2 separate regions of the Homo sapiens genome follow, and region 2 is linked to region 1. A link is a loop called in an ENCODE intact Hi-C map of the cell type or tissue named here. Cell type or tissue: prostate gland. All regions are shown on one strand. Links, peaks and the distances in the headings refer to the core of each region. The heading gives the core; the rest is flanking DNA.

The links. Peaks named below come from ENCODE experiments on the same cell type or tissue, not always from the same donor. Only the 100,000 strongest peaks of a DNase experiment are listed, where the experiment ranks them.
Region 2: a loop joins it to region 1, with 3 times the contacts of the local background. A loop is called at or near these places in 1 of 110 quality-filtered maps.

The regions. Positions count from the first base shown.
Region 1 is chr15:27,882,861-27,887,766 of GRCh38, forward strand. The region is part of intron 19 of OCA2 (OCA2 melanosomal transmembrane protein); the gene reads right to left. Among named protein-coding and RNA genes, the nearest start is that of OCA2, 210 kb to the right of the region's middle. In prostate gland, for the core only: no CTCF peak of the experiment used is centred there; a DNase peak (open chromatin) is centred at 2,540.
Region 2 is chr15:27,942,521-27,947,426 of GRCh38, forward strand. The region is part of intron 18 of OCA2 (OCA2 melanosomal transmembrane protein); the gene reads right to left. Among named protein-coding and RNA genes, the nearest start is that of OCA2, 150 kb to the right of the region's middle. In prostate gland, for the core only: no CTCF peak of the experiment used is centred there; no DNase peak of the experiment used is centred there.

The DNA.
Region 1 (4,906 bases), core at 550-4,549:
GGTTCTCTAAGCCTTGCCATCTTGCTTCATGCCTGTCTAGCACATACACCATTCAAGAGTTAGTCAGATACCTGTATGGATGGTTCTAACCTCAGCCAGTCATCAGTCAGTCCTCTGGGCCTTTGCTGGGCTGGTTTGAGTCTGTCCCCAGATGGTGTTGTTCTGAAATTAGGCTGAGGCTAGTGCAAGTTCATGAACAGAACTGGGGGGCTTCTTTGGCTCTCTCTTCTGGTTTTCCCCCACACTCCCTGGCCTGCAGGTGCTGCTCTCTCTGACTCCTCTGGGCCAAAAGATGGGGTTGCTACAGGATTACTAGCTACCTATGCCACCATGCCACTACATGATGAAGACTGGCTCTAGGGAGAAATCCAGGAGAGAAGAAAACAGGAAAACCACCCCGAGAGGGTCCCTTCTCCAGGTTTTAACATTCTCCACAATCTACCTGTTTATATTTTTCAGAGTCCATATGTAGTTGATTTTTGTCCAGTTTTCATTGTAATCAGAGGGAGGCGTGAGCTTTAGTAGGTTTACACGCCCTTAGCAGATTGGAATTCAACATTCTCTCTCATTATGACACCCGGTTAAAACACTCTTTTCTTGCCAATATCTAAAATTTTAAAATAAATTAAGTCGGCTACTGTTCCTGTGTCCAATCCTCCCCAACTGACCACCTAGAGTCCTGGGACCTCACGCCCCCTGCGGATCCCTCATCAGGGCGAGGGAGATCAACGAGCATCACACAACTCTGGATAAGGAGGAAAGGGCGCAGGGCTGCCTGCCTTCAGCCGGCATTTGAGAACCTGAACAGTCTCCATGACCATCAGGTGTACCATGGCAGAGGTACAAGCAGGCTGATATATCTCAGAAGTCAGGTAGACAGTCCCTGGGATCTCTGGGCTTCCTTTTATTGGATGCCCTGCAGCCTGCGTTTCTGTGCTGATGCTTCTGCTCATGATGTCCTGTCTCATTTTAAAATCATCTTCATCAAAATCTGACCTGAGCAAAAAGAAAAATCTGATTTTTTTGAACCTCTAAAATATATTGAAAGTTCTTACATGTTTAACAGCTGACATATTTAGCAATTTTCACAAGCATTTCAAATATATTATAATTGAATTATTTTAAATGAACTTGACTTATTATCTTTGGAGAATGTCAGAGCAAGGTTAGAAAGACTATCAAAATTAGTAAAAACTCATTATAAATCATCGTTACTGCAAACATTTAAAAATAAAAATGTGCCAGGCGTGGTGACTCACACTTGTAATCCCAGCACTTTGGGAAGCCAAGGTGGGCAGATCACTTGAGCTCAGGAGTTCAAGACCAGCCTGGTCAATGTGGCGAAACCTGTCTCTACAAAAAATAAAATTAACCAGACATGGTGGCGCAAGCCTGTAGTCCCAGCTCCAGAGGCTGAGGTGGGATGACTACTTGGGCCCGGGGAGTAGAGGTTGCAGTGAACCGAAATCGCACCACTGCACTCCAGCCTCAGTGACAGGGTGAGACCCTGTTTCAAAATAAATAAATAAGTAAAAATAAAAATGAAAATGCCTGTATGTCAATTTTCCTCCAAAATTATGCATGCATCTTCCCAGTAAACTTACTAATGATTCTGTTTGCAAGGCAGCACTTCCTTAAAGACTCAGATACAAGATAAAGTAAGTTAAATGACCCTCATGTTTATATGCCTGGCAGAAAAGCTAGGTGACCACTCTCGTTCTAAAAATAAACTTCTTGTTATGTTGTTCATTCACATTGGAATCAGAGATCCATTTAAAATCATCTGTAATTTAAAAACTAATCCTATTTTTGTATTCCATGAAAAAGAGATATTAGAAGTGACTTGAATCATTATTGAAAAGCACTAAATAAAGGGAAGAAAATAAAATTTATTTTGGGGGGATTTTGATAGTGATACGTATTTTTTTGTTTAGTTTCATTTCTGTGTTCTCATTTGTTTAGTTTTACTGCTAAGGGAGTATTTTCTCTTTCTGCTGTTTATTTCCCCAAAGGCAAGAAGAATGAGTTATTGTGTCGGTGAACTTAGAGACTGCACAGATCGGTGGCCACTCTGCCTCTGTGGGGTAGAGCACATGAGGACAACCGTGCCCTTCACCAGCATTCCTATGATGAAGCTTTACAGTGAATGAACTTTCTTTCACTCTTTTACATTATGTCATTTCTCAGATCTTAACATTTCTCAAGACAGTTAAGAATATAAAAGCTACATGACTTATGTTATAAGCCCTATAGTTTATGAGGAAAGGTAACTAATATTGAAAAATAACATACACCAGAAATGACAGTTAGCCAGGAAGAACTTGGAAGGCAGCAGGGAAGCCTGATTTAGGATTTGGCAAGAGTTATCAACTATTAACATGAAATTATTATATGCAACCTATAAATTAGAGCCTTTATCCTGCCTATTATCAGCACTATTCTTACTTTCAATGACAGAGTCTTGGCATGGCTAAAGATGTCCCACTGGCAGAGACACAAATAAATCCAGACCCATGGGAAGGCTTTCCAAACCCCCTTCACACCCAAAGGAGGAAATGAACACACAGGCATGAACAGGCCTGCATGGAGAATTCATCACTTAGGAACCAAGAAATCCCCAAAGCTTCCTAACACTGCTGAGAAATAACAAAGTTATCTTTTTCTCTTTCTTCTCAGCTTAAGAAATCTGATTAAATATCCTCACAAGAAGCCTTCTTAGGTGAATCCATGTGAGAACCACTCTCCTCACAGAACCTGTGAAAATTATGATGAATGACTATTACACCACTTGATATATGGTTTGATTTCTAAATATAAGTACACGTATTTCAAAAACGTGCAGTCCTCATGAGCCAGCATCCCATATTGCTTAGTCTCCATTCACTCCTTTATTTGTTTGATGTGCTTACTATGTGGCAGCACTGTCAGGACCACCCAGGATGCCACAGTGACCAAGATAGACACACATTTGCTGATCTCCTGGAGCTTATATTCTGGTGAAGGGAGACAGAGAAAAAGTTTATATATTCATATATTTGCCACAGATATATATTAGAGCATTATTACAATGTGTCATAGGTAATAATCTGTTGGAAGAAAAGGAACACAGGAAAGTAGTCAGCAATGATGGAAGAACTCCTTCCGCAGGGCCAGGGAAGGCTGCCCTGAGGATGGATATTTGAGGAGACTCTAGAGAGGTGAACCACCACCAGCATGCTTGGGAAGAGCATCCCACGTAGAGGTGACAAGTACAAATGCACATTCACCTAGCAAGAAGGCCACCGTGTCTGGGGTCCAGCCCCCTGAGGCAGGAAATTATATGTAAATGGCAGCTGCAGCCAGGTCATTTGTGGCTTTGTAAGTCATGGTTGAGGCTCTGGATTTTATTCCAAGTGAAAGAAGGACAACATGCTGCTATCAAAAGCACCAAAAGATCCAAGCAGCCCTTCAGGTCTAACTTTTCAACATCACAAGGAAAAAGAGGAAGCAGTGTCTCATTCAAGGTTCTCAAACCAAACGGCCGCTGAGAAGCCAATAAAGTTCCTTAATCTCTAGCAGAACCCTAAAATGCATGGCAACTCTTGTTTTATTCCTACTATTTATAATGGCAGGTTTAAATATGATTTAGTATATTTTTAAGCCAAAAATTAAGAGAATGCAACTATTATTTATAACTTCAAAACACTGAAAAACAAGATGCAAAGAAACTTTAACAATATACAACATCAGCACATGGGAAGAGGAAGTATCAAGGAAATACAATATAGCGAATATAAGGCATAACAGCAAATATTTTAAAGTTAGGTCCAATTATATGTTCTCTACTAGAAACAAATTAAAAACAAAATGACAGAGATTAAAAATAAACAAATGGGCAATTCCAAGGAACTTCCAGTCCAGACAAAATGATATAGACCCCAAACTCCCTGCTTACTCCTGCCAAGCACACCTATAAACCCTGGGAATAAAGCAAGAGGCAACTAAAGGAGAATTCGGAAAGGTGGTAAGAGGAGAGGAAACTGTTTGGGATCTGATATGGTTTGCCTCTGTGTCCCCACCCAAATCTCATCTGGTAGCTCCCATAATTCTCATGTGTTGTGGGAGGGACCTGGTGGGAGATAATTGAATCATGGGGGGCTGCTCTTTCCCAGCTGTTCTCATGACAGTGAATAAGTCTCACGAGACCTGATGGTTTTAAAACGGGAGTTTCCCTGCACAAGATCTCTCTCTCTGCCTGCCGCCATCCATGTAAGATGTGACTTGCTCTTCCTTGCCTTCTGCCATGATCGTGAGGCCTCCCCAGCCATGTTGACCTGTAAGTCCATTAAACCTCTTTCCTTTGTAAATTGCCCAGTCTGGGGTATGTCTTTATTAGCAGCATGAAAATGGACTAATACAGGAGCCCAGGAAAATGGGAACAGCACAGCTGCAGGGAGTATTTCATCCCTCAAAATCAGCATTTCCAGACCAACTCCCAATATAGCAAGAGAAGACAGCTAGGTGGGCTTGTTCCTCCCTTGGATGAAAATATATCAGGGGAACATGCCCCCCTGGCAAGTAAGATTAATAAAAGCCCTGCCAGCAAAGGTAACCATGGGGGGCACCCCATCCCCTACAAAGAGATACCAGTGACTGGACAGAACCTGAGGAGGGACCCCACTACACCTCACACCTGGGATCTCAGGCCAAGAGACACCCAGGTCAAGAGCCATGTGCTATGGTATTCTACTGGGAGACCTGTAAGTCCACTAAACCTCTTTTTTTTTTTTTTTTTGTAAATTGCCCAGTCTAGGGTATGTCTTTATCAGCAGCATGAAAATGGACTAATACAGGAGCCCGGGAAAATGGGAACAGCACAGCTGCAGGGTGCATTTTGTCCCTCAAAATCAGCATTTCCAGACCAACT
Region 2 (4,906 bases), core at 316-4,315, 59 kb after region 1:
TGTGAGTGACTACTAATGGGTATAGGATTATTTGGGGAATGAGGAAAGTGTTCTGGAATTGGATACTGACAATGGTTGTACAACTTTGTGAATATACTAAAATACACTGAATGATATAATTTTGCAAGATAAATTTTATGTTGTGTGAATTCTATATCTCCATTTTTAAAAAACTGAGTCATTCTCTCTCCCCCATGATTTCATTTCTTCAGTGTTATGATGAAATTTGGTAATTCTACCCACGGTGAGGATAGTAAGGAAAGCAGCTAATTATTCTAATTGACTTATAAATCCAAGATCCATATTATATTACTTTACATTATGTTATATTATATTGCATTATATTATATTTATCATCATTCTGAAATAATCTCTTGGATATTTACATTCATCTAAGATGAATATTTGATGAAAATTAGAATAGAGCCATCCAGGGATGTAAATATTTTTATTATCAGGTTAACACAAACTGTATGTAATAACTGCCTTAAATAGTTTACATATATCAGGGCTATTTTCTAATATGCCAAAGCCTTTCCAGTAAGAGCTCCTCATTTCTTTTGGGGATTTCATTAGGCCTTTCATCTGTAACTTTGTAAACCAAAAACAAATCTCTAAGCCCCTCAACCAACTGACGGACCCCCTCTCAGCCAAGGACATTTCAAAGAAATCTGAAAAACTAGTTCAGGGCATGAAGGGGGTCAGCCGTGCCTCACTGTACCCCACTCCCTTTGGAATTCAGACACAACTCACCAGCATTCACATTAAAACAGGGATCTTCAGACCGATAGAATAGATGTAGCAATAAGATACCAAATTCCATCCTGACTCTAGTATAACATCACATGACAGACAGCAGGCCCTGAAAGAAATCAAAGTATTTTACCCCAAAATACGCTTCTTTGACACATTTGGAGATGGCCTTGCAAAGTTGTCTTTTGTGGGGAAAATCTATATTCTGTAGAGAATCCCCTTCCCTTTCCAAAACCTTTCCCTAAGACTCTGGTAATTTTTTAGGTCTGATAAGAGCTCTGAAACCTGCTACCTGGAGGCTTCATCTGCATGATAAAAACCTTGGTCTCGGCACACGTATACATATGTAACTAACCTGCACAATGTGCACATGTGCCCTAAAACTTAAAGTATAATTTAAAAAAAAAAAAAAAAAAAACCTTGGTCTCTGCAACCCCATATCTTAACCCAGGCTCTTCTTTCTATTGATTCTGGGACTTTAGATAATAACTCTTTCAACCAATTGCCAATCAGAAAGTCTTTGAATCCACCTATGACCTGGAAGCCCTTATCCTGCCCCCTGCTTCGAGTTGTCGCACCTTGCCGGACTGAACCAATACACAACTTACATGTATTGGTGAATATCTTCCTGTAACTTCTGTCCTCCTAACATGTATAAAATCAAGCTGTAACTCAACCACCTTGGGTACATGTTCTCAGGATCTCCTGGAGTGGTGTCATGGGCCGTGTTCACTCATTTTTGCCTCAGAATAGATCTCTTCAAATAATTTACAGAGTTTCACTCTTTTCATCGACACCTTGACTATGGAAATTATCGTTTTTGGCTTTACCATTTGGTACCCTTGGCTTGTCTCCACATCAGAGCTCTGAAGGTCTTGGTGTCTAAATTAGCTGTGTAGTCCTTGCTGGCCCTAATGTGACTGAAACCACCTTTGCAAAAATTGCATCAGTGAGAAAATTATGACAGTGAGGGAGATCTGATCTATCCAATCCCCTTCTTGCCTCTAGCCTTCAAGCTGCCCTCAATTATTCTTGGGCTTAAGGCAAGCTAACTTTGGCAGACGTTTAGTTTATAGCTTAAATGATAACAGCCCTTCCCCAAAACTCAATTGCATTTGTAAAGCTAATCAAAGAACACCAGGCTAGGAGGATAGGAGAGACTGAATTCTGCTAAAGTGTAGACATAGAAGATTGCCAGCCATTATTCTGGAGGTCACAAGATATGCAACTTCCCCAGTTACTCCTGCAGATAACATCGCTATTGGAGAGCCTAAGACTGGCCTTTTGAGATACGTTTTCAGGGTTTTTGCATGTTTGAGACTGATGGCTCCACCTGGACTGGCCAGCTGCTCCTGTGGCTTACTCAGAAATGACTCTGCATGCAGGAGAACCATTTCCCACACCCCTATGATTTACACCCTCAACCAATTGGCAGCAAGCACCCATTGCCTAACCACCCTCCCCGCCATTCTTCCCCAAAATTGTCCTTGAAAAGCCCTAGCCTCCAAATCAGAGAGGCAGATTTCAGTAATAATACAACTCCCGTCTTCCATTTAGCCAGGTCCTACATGGGTAAAACTCCTTCCCTACTGCAACAACTCTGCCTCCATAAATCTGGTCTACCTCAGCAGTGGGCAAGAGGAACCCGCTGGACAGTTACATGAGTCCCTGGTAGAGTAAATATAGATCCATCTCCCCTCTAGAGAAGACGACCTAGGAGAGCAGCGATATGGTTTTTATGTTCACCACACTAGCCCCAATCAACCCCTAGGCCACTGCCTGCATGTGTTGTACAAATGCATGAATAAGTGAGAGGATGGATATGTGAATGGCTTAGCTGAAATGAATCTTACTAGAAACTAGAGTGCATAGAACATATATTAGGAAGCCTTGGGAATGTCTGTCCAGCTCATAGTGACCTCCTCTAAGAAGTATGCCTCAGCCACTCCAGGCCACATCTCACCACTTGTTCCCGTCCACCTGCTCAGAATTTCCTGTGCTAGGAGATGAAAGAAACCAACAAGGCCAAGCAGACTCCTCTTCGCCTGGAAATTGGGGGTTCAAAATAGCCATTTCTCTGTGTGTGGCTGAAATCGAGGTCCTATAAACTGGGAAACTGATCAGGCAAGCACTATTCTGCCATGAGCAGAAAAAAGATGCACTAACTGGTCACGGAGAAGCAAGGAGCTGAGGGCAGAGCACTGCAGATGCCGGGGTGGGTGGGCGCCCTCCATCCGGACCCTTCCTCCTTCCTGAGCCTGCCCCCAAGAGGCCCCAGTGTCCTTGGAGCCTGTCAGCCTGTTATTATTCTAATAATCCTCCATTTTGCTTAAGACAGATCCAATAGATTGCTTTATTTGTAGCTAAAAATACTTTCACAAAGACAACAATAAAATTGCTCAACCAGAGGGACACCAAGGGACAGGGAGAAGACCAGCAATTTCAAAACCATAATCAGGGAAATAATGACGGAAAATTTTCCAGAACTGAAATCTAATCAAACACATCATGAGAGAATCTGGGGTACATTCTGAACTAATTATCAAAGGAGGAGGCCTAGGAAACAGCTCATCAAGGCTCTGAATTTTAAGGCCAAAGATAACATTTTCAAGCCTGCCTCGCTGATTCTTTTCACAGGTTCATAATCAGTTATCCACAATCTTGAAACCCTAATTTCAGAAAAGCAAACTTTTTCTATATATTTTGATGTAAAAAAATTCAAAAAACCCTGACTTGAATAGGAATGAGGTTGTTTGCAGTCTTTATTTGTCCCACTTTGTGTAAATATTCATGTTTCACTGCAGAAATCATGCTCGGATGACAGGGTGCTGGCCCTGAACCTCTCAGGGTGTGTTACATTATATCCAAAATTCAGTATGCTCACTGAATTATCTTTCTAAAACACATAAAAAAATCTGAATTTTGAAACTTCTGGGGCTCAGAAAGCAATACCCCAAAATGAAGGCCTCAGAAGTGTTAAAGCAAGCTAACGATGGCCTGAGAAGGACTCTGTACTTCTCTATTTGAGTCCTTGTGGATGAACTGTAACCTAGCTTAATAGTCAGACAAAGCGAAAACCTAACTTAATAGTATGCACCTCTAACAATGGCTGAGTGTCAGCCAATCCCCGCAGCCATACTTCAACCACTCATAGGCTGCTGTATGTTCAAACTGTGTTCAAATAAGGCAAACGCCGAGCTGTAACCAATGTCACTGTTTCTGTACCTCACTTCCGATTCCCGTACGTCACTTTACCTTTTTTGTCTATAAGTTTGTTCTGACCATGAGGCACCCCTGGAGTCTCTGTGAATCTGCTGTGATTCTGGGGGCTGCCCAATTTGCGAATCGTTCATCATTCAATCAAACTCCTTTACATTTAATTCGGCTGAAGTTTTTGTTTTATCAGAAGGAAAAGTTTTCTCTGCCGTCCTCCTGCCTGCCCATCTCTCAGTCCCATTCTCCCCTGAGACTGCCAAAGACACTAGAATCTTTCCCAAGGCAGGTCATTGAAACCAGAATCCTTTTCTGCAAAGCCAGCCATAAAATCTAAAGTGTTATTCTCATTTTCCCTCTGCCTTTCTGTGTGAAAACTGGCCATGAAGAAACTGTCTGGCCTGCCTTGTTTGACTGTGGGTCCTACAACTCCCATTCCAGAAAGGGGCCTGCCCCACACTCAGAAGGAAGGAGTGCCGCTCAGAGAGGCCAGGAGGACCCTGGACAGACAGGCCCTGCTGGGTTTCCCACTCAGTCTATCAGTACCCAATCATACACTTTTTCTCCAATCCCATTTCTACATGGCTGTCCACACTTGGCTGAACCTAAGCTTTAACATGAACAATTTCTCCTGTATCTTTGGGTCTTCATTCTGAAGGCTCCTGTGTACACATGTTAAATGAATGTGTTTGCCTTTTCTCCTATTACTCTGCCTTCTGTGAGTTGGTTTTTCAGCAAAACTCAAGAGGCCCAAGGGGAAAGCTCTCCCTTGGCCCCTGTGAAACCCATCTGGCACTAAGGGTCTCATGCAGGCACTGCAGACCTCTGCAGAGCCAGCGCCCAGGCTGGGCTTGGTCTTGCTGTGCTGTGAGGTGATGGTCCCTGCACATTGGGAGCCACCTCTTTACCGGATGGGTGTGAACTGTGACCCTGGCCCTTG